2 separate regions of the Homo sapiens genome follow, and region 1 is linked to region 2. Evidence: chromatin loops called from intact Hi-C (ENCODE). Cell type or tissue: CD14-positive monocyte. All regions are shown on one strand. Links, peaks and the distances in the headings refer to the core of each region. The heading gives the core; the rest is flanking DNA.

Region 1 (8,000 bases), core at 1-8,000, 47 kb before region 2:
CCACACCAGAATTGCGAAGAGGAACTCCAGCCAGAAGGCCTGTGGCACCTCTAACCCGGCAAGGCCAGCTCCAGCGCAGGCTGAGTTAGCTGAGGAGACATACTAACAGCCAGTGAAAGAAGTTAAGGAGTCTATTTATTCATTAAAACAAAATCCTTTCTGGCATCTCAGCAATTGACAAAATCAGGTCTCAAAACAGTACTTATAAAAGGATTCCATTTTTCTAAAATATAACATCAAAGAAATGTGTTTATATCCATAGAAAAAGGACCAGAAAGAAATGAAATACAGCACACAGATGCATGCTCTCTGCCTCCCTGGTCACCTGCCATTCCACGGGGTGGTAGGGTGAGGGTGAGGGGGCACCTTGCCTGCTGCTCCTCTGTGATCAAGCCCTCCAGGGCCAGGGCATGGACAAGTGGATACAGGACCACCGAGCTTCCCAGGCCCAGGGAACCCTCCTTGCTCCTGGAGCTTTCCCTTCATGGCCCTGGACCCCTTACTGCATCCTAGCCAGAAGCCTATTTGTAAACATGTAAATGATTCTAGTCCACCACAGCCTTTGCCTTGAAATCTCCACCAGGCCCAAAGCTTTCAACACCAAGTGGTCCAATCAACTCTGCCCAGCCCCAGCCTGGCATAAAGGGGTGTGAGTAAATGCTGGGGGAGTCAATGAGCAAATTAATCTACAGAGGGTCTATGGGGCCATTTCTCTCCAGGGCAAAGCCAGAAGTCCTACCAATAAGGGACAATTCATACAACAGTATAGACAAGCAAGGTTTTACTCAAGTGCTTGCCCATTTTCTGGCTGCATGACTTTGGGCAACTTACATGACATACTTGATCTCTCTGTGCTTCCATTTCCTCATTTATAAAATGAGAATAATACCAAGACCTACCCTCATGGGGTTGCTATGAGATTTTTTTTTTTAATTTGTTTATTTTTTAGATGGAATCTCGCTCTGTTGCCCAGGGTGAAGTGCAATGGCGTGATCTAGGCTCACTGCAACCTCCATCCCCTGGTTCAAGCAATTCTCTCACCTCTGCCTCCCGAGTAGCTGGGATTACAGGCACACGCCACCACGTCCAGCTAATCTTTGTATTTTTAGTACAGACAGGGTTTCACCATGTTGGCCAGGCTGCTCTCGAACTCCTGACCTCAAGTGATACGCCTGCCTCAGCCTCCAAAAGTGCTGGGATTACAGGTGTGAGCCACCACACCCGGCCTGCTATGAGATTTAAATGAGTTAGTATTTGTCAAATGCTTAGACCAATATGCATGGTAAGCACTGCTGAAGTATTTGATAAATAAGTAAATGTGTACACATTTGCACAGCATCTGCCCCTGCACCTAGATGTACACGTGCATGCGTGTACACAAGCAAGTATGCCCACACTCCCATATGCTTCAGCACAACAGCATGCATTGCAACTGGTTTTCTCCACATCACTGCGAGATGGATGTGGGTGTACTCTCACAGCCAGTGGGGAAAGGGAGAAGGGCTGCAGTCTGCCCTAAACCACAAAGTCCAGTGAGGGCATGACCAGCAGCTGTGGCCAATGGAACCAGCTATCTGGCTGGACCCAGCTATCACACCAGCTGCTGCTCCCAGTCAGAGAGCAACTGCCCACCCAACCAAGCCCACACAGGTCTGGCCTGGGGCAGGGGACCCCAGATCCATTAGTCCTGGACCATGTACAACTTCCCCCCTCAGAGATGTTGAGCCCCCAGAGCGCACACTCTGTAGACGACACAGCAAAATGAGCCCAGATAAACACCACCTGCCCACCTCTTTCCTCCAGGTATATAAGAGGCCTCACTGCTGCGATTCCTCCCACTTGCTGCTTTCTCTAACCTCAAGCTTCCTCACAAAGGGCTGCAGAGAGCAGAGGAAATGCTCTAAGTCAGGCATAACGGGGATTTTAAGAGGCCGGGCCCAATGCACTTTATTTCTGGGGTTAAGAACATTAGGTTCTTATTTTTAAATGCCAGTATATCAGGGACTGATGTTTATAGTTTCCAGGGCTAGCTTCACAGGTGAGTGGCCTGTGCAGTCGCAAAAGGCCCCTGCACTTGGTTTAACAGCCTGCCATCACCATTTGGAAATTCTTAATAATTTTTAAATGAGGGGCCTCACATTCTTATTTTTTGTGGGATGGGCCCTGCAAATTATGTAGCTGATCGTGATGACCCCTCCCCAAACACCAACATCCAGAAGTTTCCATGGGGAGCTTGAGGCCCAGACTGTAATCCCCTCCTCTTGCCAGCAGGGCACCATTAGCTAAGTCATTCTATCAGCTCCTCAATTTCCCCATCTGTAGAATGGGTAGAGTGGGTTGTTAGGGCCAGAATCCTGGATTTCATGGACTACTATACAAAAAAATTATACAAAAAAAAAAGGGGGGAAAGACAAGATCACGCACACTAAAAGAACCCAACCGCCATCTGTCTTCACCCACATTTTATGAAGGAAAGGGCTGGGCATGGTGGCTCATGCCTTTAACCCCAGCACTTTGGGAAGCCAAGGTGGGAGCATCACGAGGTCAGGAGATAGAGACCATCATGGCCAACCATGGTGAAACCCCGTCTCTACTAAAAATACAAAAATTAGCTGGGCGTGGTGGTGTGTGCTTGTAATCCCAGCTACTTGGGAGACTGAGGCAGGAGAATCGCTTGAACCCGGGAGGCAGAGGTTGCAGTGAGCCGAGATCTCGCCACTGCACTCTAGCCTGGTGACAGAGCGAGAGACTATGTCTCAAAAAACAAAACAAAACAAAATCAAACGAAAAAAGATAAAGACAATAACAATTTAACAGTAAAAAGGTAAAAAGGAAATTGAGAATAAAGCATAGTCCTTTAAGGTGAGTAAGTTTAGCTTCATAAGAAACCCCTAACCGTCCATTTTTCTAATTTCATTGGAGATCACCATGCTTTCTAGGGAAGCATTACCCCAGGTGAGTGTTTCAGTCCTTTTAGTATTACTTTAGAAACCAAGCCTTCCTATGATGTCAATGGTCTGGTGTGCATGTTATTGCTTAAGAGCACTGACTTTTCCAGACCCTCTTCCCACCCTGTGTCCCTTCCGCTTTAAGGGGACATCTGAGACCATCACGGGAGCTGGTTTCCATGAAACACCAACACAGCACTTGACAACGGCTGTATGAATCGGGCCCAGAATGGCCCTTATTTATTAATGCACATTGTAAAATCTCCTTCCAAATGCAAAGTCATAAATCACCTGCCACTGGAAACATTCTATCCTGAAAGGGAGGCAAAGGTATCTTGAACTGAATCCCAGACTTACCCATTTCAAAAGAGCAAACTTTGATCCACTGCTGATGAGTAAATCAAGGGGAGGCAGGCCCCTTGCTGATAACTTGGCTATCACAAGACACCTCAACCTACCACCCAGCTTTCTCTCTTCACCCACTTCTCTGTGAAGACCTGGGACCGGGCAGGACTCATGGGGGCTGAGTCCCAGAGCCTGGGATCCTCCAGTGCCAGGGCCCGAGAACCTCGGACCAGACCCTCCAAGCGCCTGAGTGTTCTAGAGGACTAGAACAGGCAGGAGGCTAAGGGACGATGCTTACAGAGGGGGCACCGCCTAGAGAGCACCTTCTCTACAAGCCAGGCTCTTGGCTCTGTGCTTTCACGTACATCATCGTATTTCATCCTTCCTAATCACCTCATTTTCAGATGAGAAAACCGAAGCTCAGAAATGTCTAGGAACCCTGCCAAGGCCTCAGAGCACAGAAGGCTACGCAGGTTTCAACCCAGGCCAGCGTCACCCCAAAGCTCTGGCTCTCCTGGGCTACCTACAGCCTGTTGTATGAGTTTCTAAGTCCAGGCTCCTTCTGGGCAACAGGAAGAGATCTCTGAAGGGAAGTTTGACAGGAAGAAGCAGCAGCTTTGCCAGCTTGGCTCAGTTGCGCCAACCGTGAGCAAAGGCCACCTGACAACTCCCTTAAGTCAGCTGAGTGCTGGAAGTCTCCCTTCCCCTTCCTCAGCTGCCCTGTGACTCCGGCACACCTGCAACCTGCCCTGCCCGGGCCACACCTGGGGAAGCAGTGCTTCCGCCTGCAGCCTTTGAAGCCTGGCTTCCAGCTCTCCTCTCCCTCCACCCTGTACCAGCCGTATCCCTCCTGCCTGGGGGATCCTACTTCCCCACATACCAAAGCCAGTGCAGCGTGGCACAGTCCTTGTCTTCAAGTTACACAGAATGAGCACCAGCGTTGTTTTGAAGTTGTCCCCATGGAGAGGCCCCGGACCCCAACACCAAACCTCTGCACATGGAAGCATACCCGTGCCAGGCAGAGGAGGGAATGACAGCCAGAAGGAAAACCTGCTTCTCTAGAAAGAGTGAGCCCTGGTACTGGGCCCAGTATGCACTAAGTACTAAGTGCTAAAATATGCTGGCTGTTGTTATTTTCAAACATGACTGTAAAGAAAACCTGATTTTTCTCATCAGAACCAGCAAGAAAATGGAATTTTATGGTAGAAGTGGTTCCATTTTCATCTGGTTAGGGTGAGACCAGCTGAATTAGAAAACCAAGCATCCACAATGCAGTGAGGACTGGACGATCTAAGGAGATGAGGCGGCCCTCAGGGTCAGCATGGTTAGCCTGCAATCACCCTCAAAGCAGGTGCTGGCTCCAATGGGGCATCTGGGAATAATTTAAAGCCTATGCTTTCCTAAGATAAAAGTGAGCACCCCATCACCTCTATGGGTGCCCCATGATCATGCCCATTTATCAGGGATAACACCAGTGACTGGGGCCAGCCAATTCGGGGAGGGGGCCCTTCCAACCCACAGATCCCAGAAAAATGTACTCCTTGGAGACATTTAAACCAATACCCCAGCTGGTGCGGTGGCTCATGCTGGTAGAATTTGGGAAGATCACTTGAGCCCGCGAGTTCGAGACCAGCCTGGACAATATAGGGAGACCCTGCCTCCACAAAAAATAAAAATTAAAATTAATCCAATGCCCTAGTTGACCAATCATTTCGGAAGGGCTTGGAGAGGGTCCACCTGAGTGGTCTCGTTACACTCCCCCTCCCCATATTTTTGTTATGCCCATCCTCTGATCAGTGGGCAACAGGATAAAACAGGTGGTCCCGAGTTTCCCATCTATCCTGGGTCCCACAACTAGAGCTGTTGCAGCCCCAGCCTCTCCATAACTCTCAGTCTTATGGACTGGCTCACGCAGGCCTGCTTGGTGAGTAAGGCAGGAAAGGCCCTCAAAGCTGTCCACAGCCTTTCCTACCCAGGAAAAAACTGCTGTAAAATCCTGACACCCCCCCAGCACCACCTCCTGGATTTAAGAAGGGGGAGGTGGCTTGGGTTTTAAAAAGAAAATTGGATTCCCATTCATGAATTACCCACACCGAGGGCACTTAACAGGTGAAACGGGTTCTGCCATTGATGAATGAGCTCGGGTAATAACGGGGCTCACCCTTCGCCATTAAAAATATTAACCTCATTCCTGGCCCAGCGATGTCATAAACCCAGGGCCCCTGAAGCTCTCTCTCATGGCCACACTTCCCATCTGCCTGGTGAGGGAGTTCAATGTGCACCTCTCACCCTGCGGGCAAGCCCTTTGGGAAGTGTACTAACGCCCCTCATAAAACCAACTGCAGGTAGACAGGAGGAAGAAATAATGTAATAACTTGCCACCTGTATGCAAGAATTCAGAGGCCTCCACTGCCTGGGACCTTTACTAAAGTGATGCAGTGCTCATGTGGTCTAACACAGCTTCCCACAGCCAACCTGACCACAGGCTGCAAGGACAGTGATAATGATGTTATGATCCACCATGAGAGAGGAGACTGTCTCCCTCTACTCTGTACAACCAAAGGACCAATGGAGAATCACGTCCAGCTCTTTGGGAGGTCCCCTGTGGCAGGGAGCTCACTACCTCCCCAAATACTCTGTTATACTTTGAATAGCTCTGTCTGATCATTCTTCCTGAAATTGAGTTGAAATCTTTTTGAGAACTTCTACTGGTTGGTTCTCATTCTGTCCTCTGATCCCACAGAACACGCCTGCATCCTGTGCCAGGGGTTGACCACTGTCTTGCATGCCCCCAACAGATACCCCTGAATCTTCTCTAGTACTTCATGTTTTTGGTTTGTTCATTTGTTTGTTTTATTGAGACGCAGTCTCGCTCTGCCACCCAGGCTGGAGTGCAGTGGTGCGATCTCAGCTCACTGCAACCTCTGCCTCCCGGGTTCAAGTGATTCTCCTGCCTCAGCCTCCAGAGTAGCTGGGATTACAGGTGTGCACCACCATGCCTGGCTATTTTTTGTATTTTTAGCAGAGATGGTGTTTCACCATGTTGGTCAGGCTGGTCTAGAACTCCTGGCCTCAGGTGATCTGCCCACCTCGGCCTCCCAAAGTGCTGGGATTACAGGCATGAGCCACCCCATCCGGCCTGGGCCTTGTACTTTAATTAAGGAGCGGTCACCAGGATGATAAAGAGCCCAGACTCTCCCCCACGTCTCATGGGCATAATTGAAGGGACCGAGGGGTATCTACTAGAGAAGATTCAGGGGTATCTGTTGGGGGCATGCAAGACAGTGGTCAACCCCTGGCACAGGATGCAGGCGTGTTCTGTGGGATCAGAGAACAGAATGAGAACCAACCAGTAGAAGTTCTCAAAAAGATTTCAACTCAATTTCAGGAAGAATGATCAGACAGAGCTATTCAAAGTATAACAGAGTATTTGGGGAGGTAGTGAGCTCCCTGTCACAGGGGACCTCCAAGCAGAAGCGGGTTGAGCACTTGGCAAGGAGGACCTAGACTGAGATCCTTTGCCACTAGAAACTCTATAGTCCTCCTGAGATTTTTATGGTACCCTGAAGCATAGGACTGGGGATAGGGGAGCCAGTGTTGAAGGGGTTGCTCCAACCTTATAAAACTGCATCCCTCCCTCTCACTTTCACAGGCTGCTCAGTGAGAGAGGTTCTCCACCTCTTTCCCCAGTGGCATGTGAAAGGTTGGGTGCCATGGGAGAAGCACAGAATCACATCCTGAAGTTCAGCAATGCCCACGGTGGGGTAGGTCTTGGGGACAGAAGGACAAAGCTCAGTCAGTGTCTACCTTCCATGAGTGGATAATCTAGGGAGAGGTCAGCAACCCTCTCCTGTAAATTACCATATAGAAAATATTTTAGGTTCCTGAGGGTCATACAGTACTCCTGGTTTAGTCCAGTGATTCTCAACATAGCTGCACATCAGAAAAACTCCTGGGGAGCTTTTACAATGCACCATGCCTAAGTTTGGCCCCCAGAAATTCTGATTTAAGTGGCCCAAGGTGGGGCCTGGGATTAGTATTTCTAAAAGCTCCCCTAGGAGCTTGGATACAATCCATCCAAGACTGAGAATCACTCTCTGGTCTCCAGCAGAAACAGGCGCGTGCAAAACCTCAGCATTATCCCCAGTGATTTCCCAAACCCAGCGAGGGGAAGTGACTCGCTCAAGGTCATACAGTGAGTCAAGAGGCAAAGAATCTGAGCCCAAGATCTTCTCCCTGCAGCACCCAGGCACAGACAGGCCCAAACTCCTGTTCCAGAGCTTGGGATACCAGGCCTTCTTGCTCAAGCCCTGCTGCCCCATAAGGTGAAGACCCCAGAGAAACACCAGCCACATTCGCCCCGACCCACTCTAACGCATGGGGCACTGCCCTCTCTCCAGACCAAACCTCAACGAGGTAGAACTAACAGGGGAATGAATTTCTAAAACAGCCACATTTTAACCAAAATTGCTAACAGTTTATTAGCATCTGGGAGGAACAAAAGTTAGGGCTGTAAAAACTGTATTTCTTCAGTCCTAACAAGCGCAGCCACAGCAAACTCTTTACCAATGACACCACTAAAGACTTGCCAAAACGTGCCGCCTGCCTAGAGCTCTGCCCACGCAGGACTTGGGCACAAGGAACCCCCAGAGCCCTTGGGAATGTTGCAAGAGCTTGGCTGAGGCTGGGTGGCCACTGGCGGCGATG
Region 2 (17,203 bases), core at 4,052-12,051:
CCATTTCTACTTCTGGGCTCAGATCCTGGCAATAGGCCAGGCCACCTGAGACAAGAAAGTCCTCACCAGAATCTGGAAGCTTGCTCCCTGCATGTGTCTTGCACATGGAAAGGTTATCTCTGCCTTTTCCAAAAGTTCAGGAAGAGAAGTTATATTTCATAACTTATTTTTTCCATGTCACTTTCATCAGGCCGTAGAGTCGGATCCACTTTTCCATGTGATACCTCTGCTGGGGTATAATTTGCAAGCCAGAATTATTGTAATGCTATAGTATTATGCCAAGAACTTCCAGAGCACTTGTGTATCTGCTCAACCCTTAGACACTCTGTATATAATTAACCCTCCTCAACATCCCTGCAATCTGGTGTTATTCCCAGTTTACAGATGGGGTAGTTGGCCTAAGGTGGTATTTACCTCAAGCAGGCAAAAACCACATGGGTGTTTTCCTTTGGGAGCTTGTAGAGACGACCATCCAAGACTCAGAGTCCGAAATAATCATTCTGAAGGGAAATAGAAAAAGCTTCCTAAGGACTTTGCCAAACGGTTTAGGAAGACAAACACTTGTAGAAGTATTAGAGCATTATAGGAAGTAAGAGCTGGACAGACTCTCTTTTCAGAGATCCAGCCACTCCATTTTACAGAGGGCAAACTGGGACCAGTGAAGGGAAGAGATTAAATCAAGAGGCACAGCTAGGATTGGTCCCCAGTCTCTTGACATCACAAACTCATTATTATGTGATGCTGTAAACTGTGCCCATCATTTTTGGAATTTTTGCTTTTCATGTCCTCCTCCAGTCCCACCCTAGTTTTCTTATTAGAAGGGTTGAGTATGGCCCTGTTTCTGTTTCTGTTCTATCTCAGCTTCTCACCTTAGACCAAGAGCTCCTCAAGCTGCTAGGGGCATGGTGTCTCCTTTGCTGCACCTCCTTCCAGTATCTGGAGGAAGGCTGTGCCACTTGTACAGGTCCAGAAAAATAGTGCCACCACCAACCCAACAGACTCATCTTCTTCTTCTTCTTCTTCTTCTTTTTTTTTTTTGAGACAGAGACTGGCTCTATCACCCAGGCTGGAGTGCAGTGGCACGATCTCCGCTTACTGCAAGCTCAGCCTCCCAGGTTCATGCCATTCTCCTGCCTCAGCCTCCTGAGTGGCTGGGACTACAGGCCCCTGCCACGACGCCCGGCTAATTTTTTTTGTATTTTTTTAGCAGAGACCATGTTAGCCAGGATGGTCTCGATCTCCTGACCTCGTGACGCACCTGCCTCAGCCTCCCAAAGTGCTGGGATTACAGGTGTGAGCCACTGCGCCTGGCCTTTTTTTTTTTGAGACAGAGTTTCACTCTTGTTGCCCAGGCTAGAGTGCAATGGGGTGATGTTGGCTCAACACAACCTCCGCCTCCTGGATTCAAGTGATTCCCCTGCCTCAGCCCCCGAGTAGCTGGGATTACAGGCATGCGCCACCATGCTGGGCTAATTTTGTATTTTTAGTAGAGATGGGGTTTCTCCATGTTGGTCAGGCTGGTCATGAACTCCCGGCCTCAGGTGATCCGCCCACCTTGGCCTCCCAAAGTGCTGGGATTACATGCGTGAGCCACCGCACCCGGCCTCATCTACTTCTTTTAGATAACATTATTCAGTTCTGTCCATTGAATGTTAACGTCAGTCCCCTGTCTGTGTACCAGGCCCTGTAGGATGCAGAGATGATCTGGACCACAGTCTCTCACCAATAATTATACAAGGCAAGATGAGAGAAGTGCAGGACAGAACAAGGGACAAAGAGCTATGGGGCTATAGGGAAGGGAGATTTTAATTATGGGGCGGGGCAGATCATAGTGGGTTCTTAGTAGAGGTGATATCTGGTCTGGGCTTTGAAGAGTGAGTAGCATTATGATATAGTAGAAGTAGACGAGAGAATTCCATGCGGAGAGAGAGAGAGCAACATCGTGAAAGGCATAGAAGCAGGAACATGTGGTAAACCACTTGGGCCATAGTGAGTTGTCAAGTGGAGTGGAGTAGCTGAGAATCTCTGAATGCATGGAATGGTGGGTAAGGGTAGAAAGGTAGGCTGTACCACATCAGGAAGAGTTTTCAATATCAAACTCAGGAGAATTTTTTATCTTGTAGGCAATAGGGAGCCATTGAAGGTCTTTGAGCAAGGAAATTAATTACCTTATGTTTTCTACATTTTATAAAGATTATTTGGGAAGCAGTGTGGAAGTTGTATTTCTTGGGGAGAGACAGAAAGTAGGCAGAGCAGTTAAAGGAATGTTAAGGAACCAGAAAATGGTGCAGAGAACAGTAGTTAATGCACAGAAGGCACTCAGTACTTTTGTTGAATGAATAAATAACGTTGAAGTAGTGAAAGGGTGTTAAGTCATTTTAGAGGACAGACTCTGCCTGACTCTCAAGTCTTTGCCTTTGGGCTACTTAGTGAGTGGTGACCAACCACTTCCCAGTGAAAGGTGATACTGCAGGAAGGAGAAGGTGGTTGACTTGGCATTAGCTACCTGTATAAACAGCTGTGAGGGTCAGGGCACAAGTCTGGACTGGAGGTGTAGATTTGGGAGTTATTAGAACTCAGTAAAGATCTAAAGCAAAAACTTCTGTCATCCATGACCCCTTAGTTCATTCCTACTTTACCCAGCCCGTCGGCAAAGTATATGCAGAATCTGGCCACTACTCACCCCCTCCACTGTTACCATCCTGGACCAAGACTCCTTCATCTCTTGCCTGGATTATTGTGGGAGTCTCTTATCCATCTTCCCTGCTTCCATCTCACCCCAGCAGCCAGTGATCCTGTTAAAAATGGGTGTGATTATGTCTTTCCTCTCTTCACATCCCCCCTGGAATCCTGATTTTCCTAACAGGAAATGCCAAAATTCTTACAGTAGCCCGTAAGGCCTTATATGACTTGGTCCCCTTAAACTCCTAACCTCCTGTTATGCTGTCCTCTCTCTCCTGCTGCAGCCAGGCTGCCTCTTTGCTGTTCTTTGAAGCCTCTAGGCACACTTGTGCCTTCCTTCAGGACTTTATTTAAATGTCACATGCTCAGTGAGGCCTCCCCTGGGCACAGTGTCTAGAACTGCGGTCCCTGCTCAACACTTGCCATCCCTCTTCCTCATTTTATTTTCCCGATAACTCTCTTCCTCATTTCACCTACTGTATATTTTACATATATTTCTTGTTTATTCTTTGTCTTGCCCCACAGCGGGAAAGAGATCTTTGCCCTTTTGTTCACTGCATACCTCCAGTGTCCAGAACAGTGCCTGTAGTCATAGTAGGCACATGATAACTATTTATTGAATGCATGAGTGGATGGAAGCAATTGATATCGTGGAGGGTGGAAGAGCAGAAGGTAACAGCTGGACATCTCCGTCCACTTCAGCTTGCTAGCCTTGGCCTGGAGGTAGGAGCATGTCAGACTTACTATGGTTTAAAATATATATATGTAAGATGTATAACATGATGTCTTGATATACATATACATAGTGAAATAATTTTTACGGTCAAATTAAGCAAGTTAACCTATCATCTCACATAGTGACCTTTTTGTGTGTGTGGTAATGAGAGGTGACAGCGTGCTGGCAGTCCTCGCAGCCCTCCCTCGCTCTCGGCGCCTCCTCTGCCTGGGCTCCCACTTTGGCGGCACTTGAGGAGCCCTTCAGCCCGCCGCTGCACTGTGGGAGCCCCTTCCTGGGTTGGCTGAGGCCAGAGCCGGCTCCGGCTCCCTCAGCTTGCGGGGAGGTGTGGAAGGAGAGGCGTGGGCGGGAACCGGGGCTGCGCGTGGCGCTTGCGGGCCAGCGCGAGTTCCGGGTGGGCGTGGGGTCAGCGGGCCCTGCACTCGGAGCAGCCAGCCGGCCCCGCCGACCCGGGCTTAGCACCTGGGCCAGCAGCTGCTGTGCTCGACTTCTCGCCGGGCCTTAGCTGCCTCCCCGCAGGGCAGGGCTCCCGACCTGCAGCCCGCCATGGCTGAGCCTCCCCCTGCGGCCGTAGGCTCCTGCGCCACCCTAGCCTCCCTGAGGAGTGCCGCCCCCTGCTCCACGGCGCCCAGTCCCATCGACCACCCAAGGGCTGAGGAGTGTGGGCACACGGCGTGGGACTGGCAGGCAGCTCCACCTGCAGCCCCGGGACAGGATCCACTGTGTGAAGCCAACTGGGCTCCTGAGTCTGGTGGGGAACCTTTATGTCTAGCTAAGGGATTGTAAATACACCAATCGGCACTCTGTATCTAGCTCAAGGTTTCTAAACACACCAATCAGCACCCTGTGTCTAGTTCAGGGTTTGTGAATGCATCAATTGACACTCTGTATCTAGCTACTCTGGTGGGGACTTGGAGAACCTTTATGTCTAGCTAAGGGATTGTAAATACACCAATCGGCACTCTGTATCTAGCTTAAGGTTTCTAAACACACCAATCAGCACCCTGTGTCTAGTTCAGGGTTTGTGATTGCACCAATTGACACGCTGTATCTAGCTAATCTGGTGGGGACTTGGAGAACCTTTATGTCTAGCTCAGGGATTGTTAATACACCAATTGGCACTCTGTATCTAGCTCAAGGTTTGTAAAGACACCAATCAGCACCCTGTGTCTAGCTCAGGGTTTGTGAATGCACCAATTGACACTGTATCTAGCTACTCTGGTGGCGACATGGAGAACCTTTGTGTGGACACTCTGTATCTAGCTAATCTAAGGGGGAGGTGGATAACTTTTGTGTCTAGCTCAGGGATTGTAAAGGCACCAATCAGCACCGTGTCAAAACGGACCAATCAGCTCTCTGTAAAATGGACCAATCCGCTCTCTGTAAAATGGACCAATCAGCAGGATGTGGGTGGGGCCAGATAAGAGAATAAAAGCAGGCTGCCCGAGCTAGCAGTAGTAACCTGGTGGGGTCCCTTTTCCTTCTGTGGAAGCTTTGTTCTTTGGCTCTTTGCAATAAATCTTGCTGCTGCTCACTGGGTCCACACTGCACTTATGAGCTGTAACACTCACTGTGAAGGTCTGCAGGTTCACTCCTGTAAACCAGTGAGACCACAAACCCACCAGGAGGAACGAAGAACTCCAGACGAGCCGCTAAGACCTGTAACACTCACCGCGAAGGTCTGCAGCTTCACTCCTGAGCCAGCGAGACCACGAACCCACCAGAAGGAAGAAACTCTGGACACACCACCTTTAAGAACTGTAACACTCACCGCGAGGGTCCGCGGCTTCATTTTTGAAGTCAGTGAGACTAAGAACCCACCAGAAGGAAGAAACTCCCAACACATCCGAACATCAGAAGGAACAAACTCTGAACACACCGTCTTTAAGAACCGTAACATTCACCGCGAGAGTCCGCGGCTTCATTCTTGAAGTCAGTGAGACCAAGAACCCACCAATTTCAGGACACAGTAAGAGCACCTAAGATCTATTCTCTTGGCAAATACCCAGTATCCAACGCAATATTATTAACGAGTCCTCATGCTGTACATTACAGCTCTAGACTTATTTTTTCTACGTATCTGTACGCGTTGACCTATATCTCCCCATTCTCCCCCATCTTGTCCTCTCCCCTCTTCTGGTAACCACCATTCCCCTCTGTTTCTATGTATTCAACTTTCTAAAAACAGATTCTACATACAAGCGAGGTCAAACAGTATTTGTCTTTCTGTATCTGACTTATTTAGTGGAACATCTTCCAGATTAATCCATGTCATTACAAATGGCAGTATCTCCTTTTCTAAAGCTGGATAGTGTCCCATTGTGTGTACATCATTTTTTTAAAATTTATTTATTTTTGAGGCAGGGTCTCGCTCTGTCACCCAGGCTGGAGTACAGTGGCATGATCTTGGCTCACTGCAGCCACAACCTCCCAGCCTGAAGTGATCCTCTCACCTCAGCCTCCTGCGTAGCTGGGACTACAGTTGTGTGCCACCATGCCTGGCCAACTTTTTAAGTTTTTTGTAGAGACTTTTGTAAAGTTTTTGCCATGTTGTCCAGGCTTGTTTCGAACTCCTAGGCTCAAGTGATCTGCCCACCTTGGCCTCCCAAAGTGCTGGGATTATAGGCGTGAGCCACTGCACTCAGCATATTTTTAATTTTAATGGGTACATAGTAAGTGTATGTATTTATGGGGTATATGAGATATTTCAATACAGGCATGCAATGTGTAATAATCACATCAGAGTAAATGGAGTATCCACCACAATTTTTTAACCCATTCACCCATTGAGTGAATGTTAGGTTAATTCTGTATCTTGGCTATTGTGAAAGCTGCTGCAATGGAAGTTCACCATCTCTATGAGATGCTGATTTCATTTTCTTTGGGTATATACCCAGAAGAGAGTTTACTGGGTCATATGGCAGTTCTAGTTTTAATTTTTTTGAGGAAACTCCATACTGTTTTCCATAATGCCTGCACTAATTTACATTCCCATCAACAGTGTGCAGAGGTTCCCTTTTCTCCACACCCTCACCTACACTTGTTATCTCTTGTCTCTTTGATAACAGCCCTCCTAAGAGGTGGGAGGTGGTATCTCATTGTGGTTTTAATTTGCATTTCCCTGTTGATTAGTGATGTTGAGCACCTTTCCTATATATCATGGCTATTTTATATGTCTTTGTTGGGAGAAATGTCCATTTAGGTCCTTTTGCCCATTTTAATTTAATTTTTTTTTTTTTTTTTTTTTTTTTTTTGGAGATGGAGTCATGCTTTGTCACCCAGGCTGGAGTGCAGTGGTGCAATCTCAGCTCACTGCAACCTCTGCTTCCCAGGTTCAAGCAATTATCCTGCCTCGGCCTCCCAAGTAGCTGGGATTACGGCACCTGCTACCACACCCAGCTAATTTTTGTATTTTTAATAGAGACGAGGTTTCACCATGTTGACCAGGCTGGTCTTGAATGCTGAACTCAGGTGATCCTGAGTTCTGCTTTGGCTTACCAAACGGCTGCGATTACAGGCATGAGCCACTGCGCCCAGCCCTTTGCCCATTTTTTAATTGAGTTATTTAATAATTAAAAGAAAAGCCAGGCGCGGTGACTCACACCTGTAATCCCAGCACTTTGGGAGGCCGAGGCAGGTGGATCGCAAGGTCAGGAGTTCGAGACCAGCTTGGCCAAGATGGTGAAACCCCATCTCTACTAAAAATACAAAAAAGTAGCCGGGCGTGGTGGGTGCCTGTAATCCCAGCTACTCAGGAGGCTGAGGCACAGAATTGCTTGAATCCAGGAGGTGGAGGTTGCAGTGAGCCGAGATCGTGCCACTGCACTCCAGCCTGGGTGACAGAGCAAGACTCCATCTCAAAACAAACAAAAAACCCTTTTGCTATTGAGTTGTGTGAGTTTCTTACATCTTTTAAATATTAATCCCTTATCAGATATGTGGTTTGCAAATGTTTCCTCCCAATCTTTAGGCTGCCGATTCATTTTGTTGATTGTTTCCTTTGTTATGCAGAAGCTTTTTAACTTGATGTAGTTCCACTTGTTTATTTTTGTTTTCATTGTCTATGCTTTTGGTGTGATACCCCAAAAAAATCATTGCCAAGGCCAGTGTCAAGGAGCTCTTCTTTCGTGTTTTTTTTCTAGGAGTTTTACAGCTTTGGGTCTTTCATTTAGGTCTTTGATTCATATTGAGTTGATTTTTGTGTCTGGTGTAAGGTCAGGGTCCAATTTTATTATTTTCCATGTGAAAATCCAATTTTCCCAATATCATTTATTGAAAAGACTGTCCTTTCCCCATTGTGTGTTCTTGGTGCCCATGTTGAAAATTAGTTGACCATATATACTCGGGTTTATTTCTGGGCTCTATTCTTTCCGTTGGTCTATATGTCTGTTTTTATGCCAGAGCCATACTGTGTTGACTTGCTGTACTTTTGAAGCACATGCATTCTGGGGTTCTGTTCCCAGATCTCTTAAATTGAGGAAGCAGAACATGACTCATCCCTGCCTTCCTGGCATCCGGAGGGGGCTCCAGGAAAGTTGTGGCATCCAGTTAGCCGCTTCCACGTGAGTCCCAGTCCTGCTGACATGTAAGCCTGTCCCCAGTGTCGCTGAGCCAGCTGCTGTTCTCTCCACATCAGGTACAACTAATCTTAGGAATCTCATTACGGGTCGAGAAATAATCCTCTATATCTAGATTAAAGTCTGTGTTTTGACCATTACCGCGCACTGAGCATTGAGCCAACAGTTTAATTGAGCTGTTTATGCCGCTGCCTTGATCTCTTCCCAGAGAATTTACAGCTAATTCCAAGTGTCTCTGTGAATTAAGTGGGCCTCTCCCAACATGCTTTGCCCGGTGTTTGCCTGTTTCAAATCCCACTTGTCCTTGTGTTACCCAATGATGGGCTCTCACTCACAGCTGTCTCTGACCCTGCCGCTTACAGCCCACTTCCTCCCTGAGGTGGCCATTAATGATATGGTCCCAGAATGGCCATAACCCAGGATAGCTTCTGTTAATACCTACAGCAATAGAAAGGGGGGTGGAGGTGAGGATGGGGTGGAGCAGAGAGGTCATAAATTATGACCTCAGTGACCCCTTTGAAATCACCTCCAGGTGACTAACAGTCACCTCTAGCAAGAGGGTACATGCCTTTAGCGAAGTTAAGTGTAATGGAAGCAAAGAGTTCCAGTCTGGGGTCAAGACTCCTGAGTTCTTACCTGACATCCTCTGTGATCTCTGGGGCTACAGTTTCCCTGTTTGCAAAACGGGAGCTGGCAGATCATTGTTTTCCATTCAGGATAGTAGAGGTGTCTTAGGATAGGGCTGCCATATTTAGAAAAAACAAAACAGGCTGGGCATGGTGGCTCATGCCTAGCACTTTGGAAAGCCAGGGCAAAGAGGATTGCTTGAGCCCAGCAATTGGAGACCACCCTGGGCAACATAGTGAGACCTGGTCTCTACAAAAAAATAAAATTATGCTGGGTGCTCATGCCTGTAATCCCAGCACTTTGGGAATCTGAGGCAGGCAGATTGTTTGAGGTCAGGAGTTCAAGACCAGCCTGTCCAACATGGTGAAATCCTGTCTTTACAAAAAAAAACACAAAAATAAGCCAGGCGTGGTGGTGGGTATCTGTAACCCCAGCTACTTGGGAGGCTGAGGCAGGAGAATCGCTTGAACCCAGAGGTGGAGGTTGCAGTGAGCCAAGATCGCACCATGCACTCTGTCCTGGGTGACGACAGAGCAAGACTCCTAAAAAAAAAAAAATAAATAAATAAAAAAATTAGCTGGACATGGTTGTGCAAGCCTGTAGTCCCAGCTATTCAAGAGGCTGAGATGGGAGGATCACTTGAGCCTGGGAGGTTGAGGCTGCAGTGAGACATGATTGTGCCACTGCACTCTAGCTTGGGTGACAGAGGGAGACTCTGTCTCAAAAACAACAACAAAGGACATCCATGCAATAGTTGGGACATACTTATAGCTAATTCTTATTTATTTACCAGAAATCCAAGTATAACTGAATGCTGTATATTTTCTCTGGTGACCTTACTCAAGGGGCTGTGTACGCAGGGCCCTGATCTACAGGTGGGTGCTAAGAGAGCAAATGAGTTGAATTGCTTTGTAGCGATGCATCTTAATGGTCAAACTGCCTGCATCTGGCAAGTGCAGCATAGATTATGGAGGCTGCAAATCCACTGAGTGCAGTGGCTTTTTCAGTCCCAAACTTCAGACTGATAGCCGTCTTGAAGGCCACCACTGGAACCTGGGGCTTATTGGCAATAGGTCAAGTTAGGCCCATAAGAGTCAGAAGTACACAGGGGCATGTAGGGGCAGAAAGGTCTGGGTCAGAGAGCCTGAAGGTCTGGCAGAAGGATCTGTGGAGCTTGTAGGCAAGGAGGAAGTGAACGTGGGGAGAAAGGAAATCAGGCCTGGTCAGAGGACATCACAGGTCAGCCAGGTGCCAAGGAGTCCCCGTGTTCTAAGGGTGCCGGCAGAGAGAGAATATCTGCGGATATCTGCAGGGCTGGGTGGGCGGTCAGACCTTGAGGCTGTGCTTGCTTTGCTTCAGAAGCAAGTGGTGATCAAGAACACAGCAGTGTTTTTCTGCAACTGAGGAGGACTTAAATACTACGTGCCCACCAGCACCTTTAGGTTTTCTTCTATGGGGGATTAGCTTTGGGATTACCAGGTGCCCAGGATGTGTGATCCTCCTCTTCTTGAGAGAGGTCTGGAGACCAGGCAGCAGGGGCTGTGCATTATTTACTTCTGCCCACCCTGGTGGGTGGCCGAGTGCCTGCCAAGTGTTAGCCCCAGTGACTGTGTATGGGATTGAATCCAACAGACATTCACTGAGTCACAGTTCTTAAATCTCAGTTATTACCTCCGGCCTTAAACCACACCACCATGTGTAAAAGGGCACCTTTATCTTTGTAGAATCATTGCAGACTCTCCTCCTGCTGGCTGTGTCCATCTCTCCCTCCCTTCCACATCTTCCTGCAGAGCATCCTGTCTGTGCACAGAAGTCCAGATGTTAGACCCACCCAGCTCCTGGACCTGGGCTTTGTATACTGACGGTAACAATTGAAACAAAAGACATACCAGGCACTGTGGCTCACGCCTATAATCCTAGCAGTTTGGGAGGCCAAGGTGGGTGGATTGCTTGAGTCCGGGAGTTCGAGACCAGCCTGGGCAGCATGGCAAAACCCCATCTCTACAAAAAATACAAAATAAAATATTAGCCAGGCATGGTGACGTGTGCCTGTGGTCCCAGCTACTTGGGAGGCTGAGGTGGGAGGATTGCTTGAGCCCAGGAGGTCGAGGCTGCTGTGAGCCATGATTGTGCCACTGCACTCCAGCCTGGCCTGGGTGACAGAGTGAGACCCTGTCTCAAAAAAAAAAGGACATAAAGGCATTAAACATTGAAACCACCAAGATTAAATTTACCTGGGTTTACTTGTGAGTGACTTTATGTGCTAGGGTGCCAGGAAAACACCCTAAATCTGAAGAGTTTAATCCAATTTTCCTCTTTGTCAAACTAAACTTGGGTGTTCCTGAAAAGATGAAATATTACTTGAAGCCCTGCAGTTGGGAAAGTGGTTGATTTCTTCAGTGTTAAACCACACCAAAAAATGTTCTGATGCAATTTCCAGCCTCTCACTTTGGCTGTAATATTTAAAGGCAATTTTTAAAAGTCACTTTCCATGCATAATTTTCTCCCACTACACTTTGTTATTTTTTTTTCTCGAATTGAAATGGTTACCATGCTGCCATCTGAGGCTTTGCTAAGTGGGATGCATTGGTCTTTGCCAGAGCCAAGAAAGAGTTAAAGTTGCAAATGGCCGTCTGTCATCTTTCTCAGTCTGGGGATGGGGGTGGATATCGCCCAATTGTCTGTCCTTTTCTTCCCCTCCCTAGGGCTGAGTGCGGGATATCAAGTCTCCTAAAATAGCTCAGACCCTGTGGGGAGATGCCTGCCCTGAGCAGGAGCTAGCTTGGCATGGAGGATTCTCAGAGTTGGAAGGGAATGTTCCTGGCCAAATGGTCTGATCTCTTGGGCTGGAAGAGAGAGGAAGGAGCTCAGTAACCTTCCAAACCAAACATCCACTAACAAGCTCTTTCAGGGCCCTCAGGGAACCCAGATGACTGCTGTCATCTTCCTTCACCTAAGTGGCATCCGACAGAGCATCCACCCCCACAGAGTCCTCTGAGGCTGCTGGGCACAGTGCAGAGAGGCACTGGCAGATCTGGAGCAGAATCTAAGTGAGCATCTCCTCATTAGGATTTCTGGATCTCTTAGGATTTACAAGATACTATAGAATCATTGCGTATTGCAAATGTCTGAAGGAGAGAACTGTTGGTTTTTGTGGTTTTCCAGAGTCGTGGTGGGTGGAGGGGCTTCTTCTGCCCAGGCCTTCGAGCCCACTCTGATCCTTTCAGTCTTAAGATGCAATGATTGTTTGGGGGCTCTAGACTATGGACCTCCTCACTCCAAGGCTGGGCAGTGTCTCATTTGCACACTTTGAGTCAGGAGCTGGCGCAGGCCAGAGAGAAGCACTGCTTTCTTCCTAAGCCTCATGCTTTTATCTTTCTTTTTTTTTTGAGATGGAGTTTCGCTCTTGTTTCCCAGGCTGGAGTGCAATGGCACGATCTCGGCTCACTGCAACCTCCACCTCCTGGGTTCAAGTGATTCTCCTGCTGCAGCCTCCCGAGTGGCTGGGATTACAGGTGCCCACCACCACACCTGACTAATTTTTGTATATTTAGTAGAGATGGGGTTTCACCATGTTGGCCATGCTTGTCTTGAACTCCTGACCTCAGGTGATCCACCCGCCTTGGCCTCCCAAAGTGTTGGAATTACAGGTATGAGCCACCGTGCCAGGCCCGGTTTTATCTTTATGTACAAGTCGATTTGTATTTCTGTTTGCTCCTATTGACAGACATTTTTGTGGTAGGTATAGCCTTTGCATGTTATTATTAGGCACTCACCACAGGAATTTACTCCTCCAGTGGACCAGTTTTGCAATAAGGTAGCACATCTCCCACAGCCACAGTGCAGGTCAGGGGCACTCAGACTCGACTGTGCCTCGGAGCCACATAGACATCAGTGTTAGCATGGACACTCCCATGGCCACTCCAGGGAAGCTGACTCAACAGAGCTGAGTGGGGCTCAGGAATCTGAGCCACAGCCGATTCTGTTGCCAATGGGCTGAGGGACCCCACTTTGAGAAACTCTGGTTTGTGTCTGAGTTCTCATCTGTGATATTAACCAGCAAATTGTGGGTGACAAAATCTGGGATGGAGGCATTTTTGACTTTTGGCTGGTCGATGTCCCCAGCCAAAAGTCTGACATTCAGAGGATTGGCCAGCCTGCATCACAGGTAGGCAGGCAGGCTGCAGTCAGTGTCCCTGCAGGGGCGTCACGTCTCCATTGTGTGCCCTGCAGGATCCATAGTTTTTCTTATTTATCCTGAGCTAATCTCCCTCAGTGCCCAGTTGAATGGATTCTGCAGATGAAATGGGGATTAGGAAGGAGGAAGGGAAGAGAACAAATATGAACAGTGAGAACACTGTGCTAGATGCTGAGCTCCCGGCTTCACACCGATTGTGTCTGACATCACCCCCACAGAAGCACAGTGGGTTGGCATTACTGCGCACTTCTCCAGCTGAGGGCTCAGAGGTCCCACGGCTAGGAAGTGGCAGACGCTTTGTTGCAAACTCAGGCATGTTCAACTTAAAGGCCTTCCTCTTTTTTCCTTTCTCTCCCTTGCAGGGGTGGGGCAATGGATACATTTAAGGTTTTTTCCCTCATTTTTATTTTGAAAAATTTCAGACTATGGAAAGATTGTATGGTAACCCCCCTGGACCCTTTAATGGTTAGCATTCTGCCACATCTGCATTCTCTCTGTCTACCTTACCCAGCTACCTAACTAATTTTGCTAATCCATCTGAGAATTACTTGGGAACATTGTGTTGATTTACTTCTAAATATTTCAGTTTATCTCCAAGGAACAAGGGCATTTTCCCACAGAACCATAATACAATGATTACACTTGGGAAATTTCACATCAATACATTACCATTTAACGGGTATCTGGCTTATTTTCCCAATTGTTTACAAAATGTTTCTTATAGTATTTTTTTTTTTATTTAGGATTCAATCCAGGATCACTTACTGCATTTACTTGTCAAGTCTCTTGAGTCTCTTTTCATCTCAAAGAGTATTTCAGTCTTTTTTGTTTTTGGTCTTTTATAACATTGACGTTTTTTAAGGAGATCAGGCCAGTTGTTTTACAGAATATCTGTCAATTTGGATTTGACTGGTCATTCCCTCTTAAGAGCTTCATGTCAGGGGGACAGAGGCTCTACTCTTCTGATTATCTGCCACTGCCTCTTACCAGGTGAGGATGGAGCGTGGCTGTTTGTTGTTAAAAGGCCCGGAGTGGGAAAAAAAGCAGCCCAGTTTGGTGGGATGAATGTACGCTGTGAAGGGCAGCAGAGGAGAGCTCAAGTTCTGGCTCATGTCCCTGGCCGATTGACCTTGAGCCTATCAAAGAATATTCCTAGAACCTGGTTTTCCTCTTTGTAAATATAGATGGTTTTGGCCTTGCAGGATTATAACAAATATAAGTAAAGAACCTAGCACGTCACCTGATGCATAATCATAACTTCATAAATGGCAGCCACTATTAAGTCCTTAATTACAATATACCAAAATATCCTGCTTTTTCTTCCAACACACCTGTCAAATACACCCTTTTCTGTACTTTCCCATTTCCCCATTCTAGGGCACTTCTATTGCTACTGCCTCCTTTCTGTTGCCCTCATCCTTATCTGTCCCATACATGCCACCATGGGTTGTCCTAAAATGTGGCCCTTGTCATCATATTCACCTGGCTTCCTTTTTCCCCAGCACATCGAGTCTGTCTGGCACTCAGCACCCTTCATGGTCTTACCTCGTCCCCTACCTGAACATTTCTTCGACTATTTGCTCTTGATTTGGCTCCTAGGATTTTCTCCCTGACTTCCCTCATTCCCCATACTCCCACACAAGGTGCATGCATAAATCACCTGGGGTATAGTCACAAACAGAAACCACTCTAGGCCTTCCATGTGGAAAGGGATTTAATGAAGGCAATCAGGTGCTTGGAAAATCTGGACAAACAAAACTCAAAAGACAGTCTGGACAAGCCAAGGTCAAGGAAGGCCACTGGTTTTGTCACTAGCTTTCACAGATAGGGAATTTGAAGGAACTCGGAAAACTACTAGGGATGATCTCAGTTGCCTCCAATCCCAAGGCCTGAGATTTTCAGGAAAGTACCTAGAAGCTGCTGGAAAATGCCATGTCTGCCTAAGCCCAAAGTTTGACATTGCCAGAGGGGCAAAAATCTGGCTTCTGCCTTCTTTCTACCTTCTAGATCTTGGCAAGTGCTTCTCATGGGTGTTTTTCGATGCAGGACTCTGAAGACAGGGATTCTGGAACATGTAGTTCCCAGGCTTCTAGCTCCTGTGATCCAGGGGAGAGAAGAGAAGTGGGGTGCTGGTCAAGGAAAGGCTTTCCTTGGAGACAAGTGGAGAAGACATTTTCTTACTATTTCTTAGGGTCACAGCTGGAAGGATGTGAAACTGGTTGCCTTGGAAGCCATTATCCCTGACACTTAGAGGAAGCCCAGCTGTGGGAGGAGAGAATGAGGCCCCCAAACAGTGAAAAGCAGAGCAAAAGACAGAGCTGAAAAAGAGAGCACACTGATTATATTGTGCCAGCCCTGGATTTGAAGGCTTACTTTATGCAGTGTTCTCCATGTCCTTCTCAGTTATATCCATCCATACATTTCTTTTTCACTGTAGCTAATTTCAGTTAGATTTCTGTTACTTGCAGCCAAGAGGGTCTTAATGAATAGCAGAAGGGAGAGCATGTAAACATTGCAGAGTCAGAGTGTGGTGTGTGCTTTGCAAAAAGAACTAACAAAGGAATCTGAGCACCTAGAGAAGATAATAAGAAAGAGTTCAGCCAGGTGCGGTGGCTCATGCTTGTAATCCCAGCACTTTGGGAGGCCAAGGTGGGGGCAGATCACCTGGGGTCAGGAGTTCGAGACCAGTCTGGCCAGCCCATCTCTACTGAAAATACAAAAATGAGCTGGGCGTGGTGGTGTACACCTGCAATCCCAGCTGCTCGGGAGGCTGAGGCAGGAAAATCGCTTGAACCTGGGAGGTGGAGGTTGCAGTGAGCCAAAATTGCACCACTGCACTCCAGCCTGCATGACAGGAGCGAGACTCCATCTCAAAAAAAAAAAAAAAAAAAAAAGTTCATCTCCATTTTATCTTTTTCCTTGGAAATACTATTTAAACCATAATTCTACCTTAGTTATTACTTATTTTTAATTTATTTTATTTTTTGAGACAGGGTCTCACTTTATTGCCCAGGCTGCAGTGCAGTGGTATGATCTTGCCTCACTGCAGCTTTGACTTCCCCAGGCTGAAGTGATCCTCTTGCCTCAGCCCCCAAAGTAGCTGGGACCACAGGTGTATGCCACGACGCCCGGCTAATTTTTTGTATCTTTGGTGTAGACAGGGTTTCCCCATGTTGCTCAGGCTGTTAGTTATTGCTTCTCATGGGTTTTGTTTTCTTCCAGAATTCTCTTCTTCCTTTCCTTCTGTTTTCAAAAGACTTCCTGTCTCCCAAAGACCAATTTGATTATTTTCTCGCTGGGACCTCCACAGCTACATTACCCCATTTCTTAATTCTTGAAGTTCTTGGCACAGTCTAATTTGAACCACAAATTATTAAATTTTTGATGAGTGCTTCAGCTGCCCTTTATTGGCTGTAACTTCCCGCCATGGACTGCATCCTCATCCACAGATTGATCGCCTTTGACTGGTGCTCAAGAATCCTTGGGAGTTGATGGACTGATGAATCAAACGGGGAGTCTGAGGCTGCCATGGACAATTAAATGGGAGAGCAGGAGTGGAGAAGAGTTAGTGCTGCCCAAGTAACGGTCATCCAGGAATAAGGAAGCCTTTTGAGAAATAATAATCAAGCTGGCTCAAATGCACTTGGCACACATGGGGTGGACCCTGAGTCCCAGGTGGTGCACCTCTCCGAGTGGCCACAAGGGGGCGAGAGAGGGCATGGTCCAGGTGCCAAAATATTGCTGTGGCTGTGGGGTCAGCCAGCTGGCTGGTCCGCTAGTTGAGCCCTGGCTGGAAGGGGAATCTTGGCCTAGGTGATTTGCACAGGATAAAGTGGGCCTCCAACCAGAAGGCCTAGGAAGCAGCGTGCCTGGACCAAGGTTAGGAAAGCCCAAGGATGAACAGACGGATGGCAAACATTGATAAACATCTAAGAATAGGAGCTAGAATCTCCAAAATTAAACCAGCAAGTGAATGTCCAGTGACCCACATATTCTGCTAAGGATGGGGGATGACTCAGTGTCCTGGAGAAGGAAGCAGGAAGCCCAGGCATAGTACAGTGGCAAGGACTGAGTCTGGGAGGCAGGGGTCTGGAGTCTGATCTCTAACCTTGTAGTTCCTCAATCCTGTGTCTATGGCCCCTGATGAAAGCTCGTACTGTGTGTCCTTAGGTGATGACCTCTCCCTCTCTGAGCCTCAGGTGTCTCATCTTACCAAATAAGTTTGATGTCTGGAGACTGAGAGACCAGCCCCACCCTTGCACTGGGCACCATGATGACCAGGGTTCCTTTCAGTTTCAATGGTCTCTGAGTGACATGAACAAAACAGTTAGTTGGCTGCAAAGACCATGTCTTTCTCACTTCTGCCTGTGTACACCTGCTTTC

The links. A loop is a pair of places that touch in the nucleus more often than their neighbours do. Peaks named below come from ENCODE experiments on the same cell type or tissue, not always from the same donor. Only the 100,000 strongest peaks of a DNase experiment are listed, where the experiment ranks them.
Region 1: it touches region 2 in a loop (3.0-fold over the local background); 4 of 110 quality-filtered maps call a loop at or near these places.

The regions. Positions count from the first base shown.
Region 1 is chr9:38,028,564-38,036,563 of GRCh38, forward strand. All of the region lies in intron 1 of SHB (SH2 domain containing adaptor protein B), which reads right to left. Among named protein-coding and RNA genes, the nearest start is that of SHB, 37 kb to the right of the region's middle. RefSeq lists a silencer at 233-402 and enhancers at 1,579-2,078, 3,509-4,010. In CD14-positive monocyte, for the core only: no CTCF peak of the experiment used is centred there; a DNase peak (open chromatin) is centred at 7,468.
Region 2 is chr9:38,071,627-38,088,829 of GRCh38, forward strand. It overlaps LOC105376039 (a long non-coding RNA gene), which reads right to left and starts at 3,013. Exons shown (of 4, transcript XR_007061483.1): 1 at 2,933-3,013; 2 at 2,684-2,795; 3 at 415-500. RefSeq lists a silencer at 16,346-16,640 and an enhancer at 16,587-16,636. In CD14-positive monocyte, for the core only: no CTCF peak of the experiment used is centred there; a DNase peak (open chromatin) is centred at 7,935.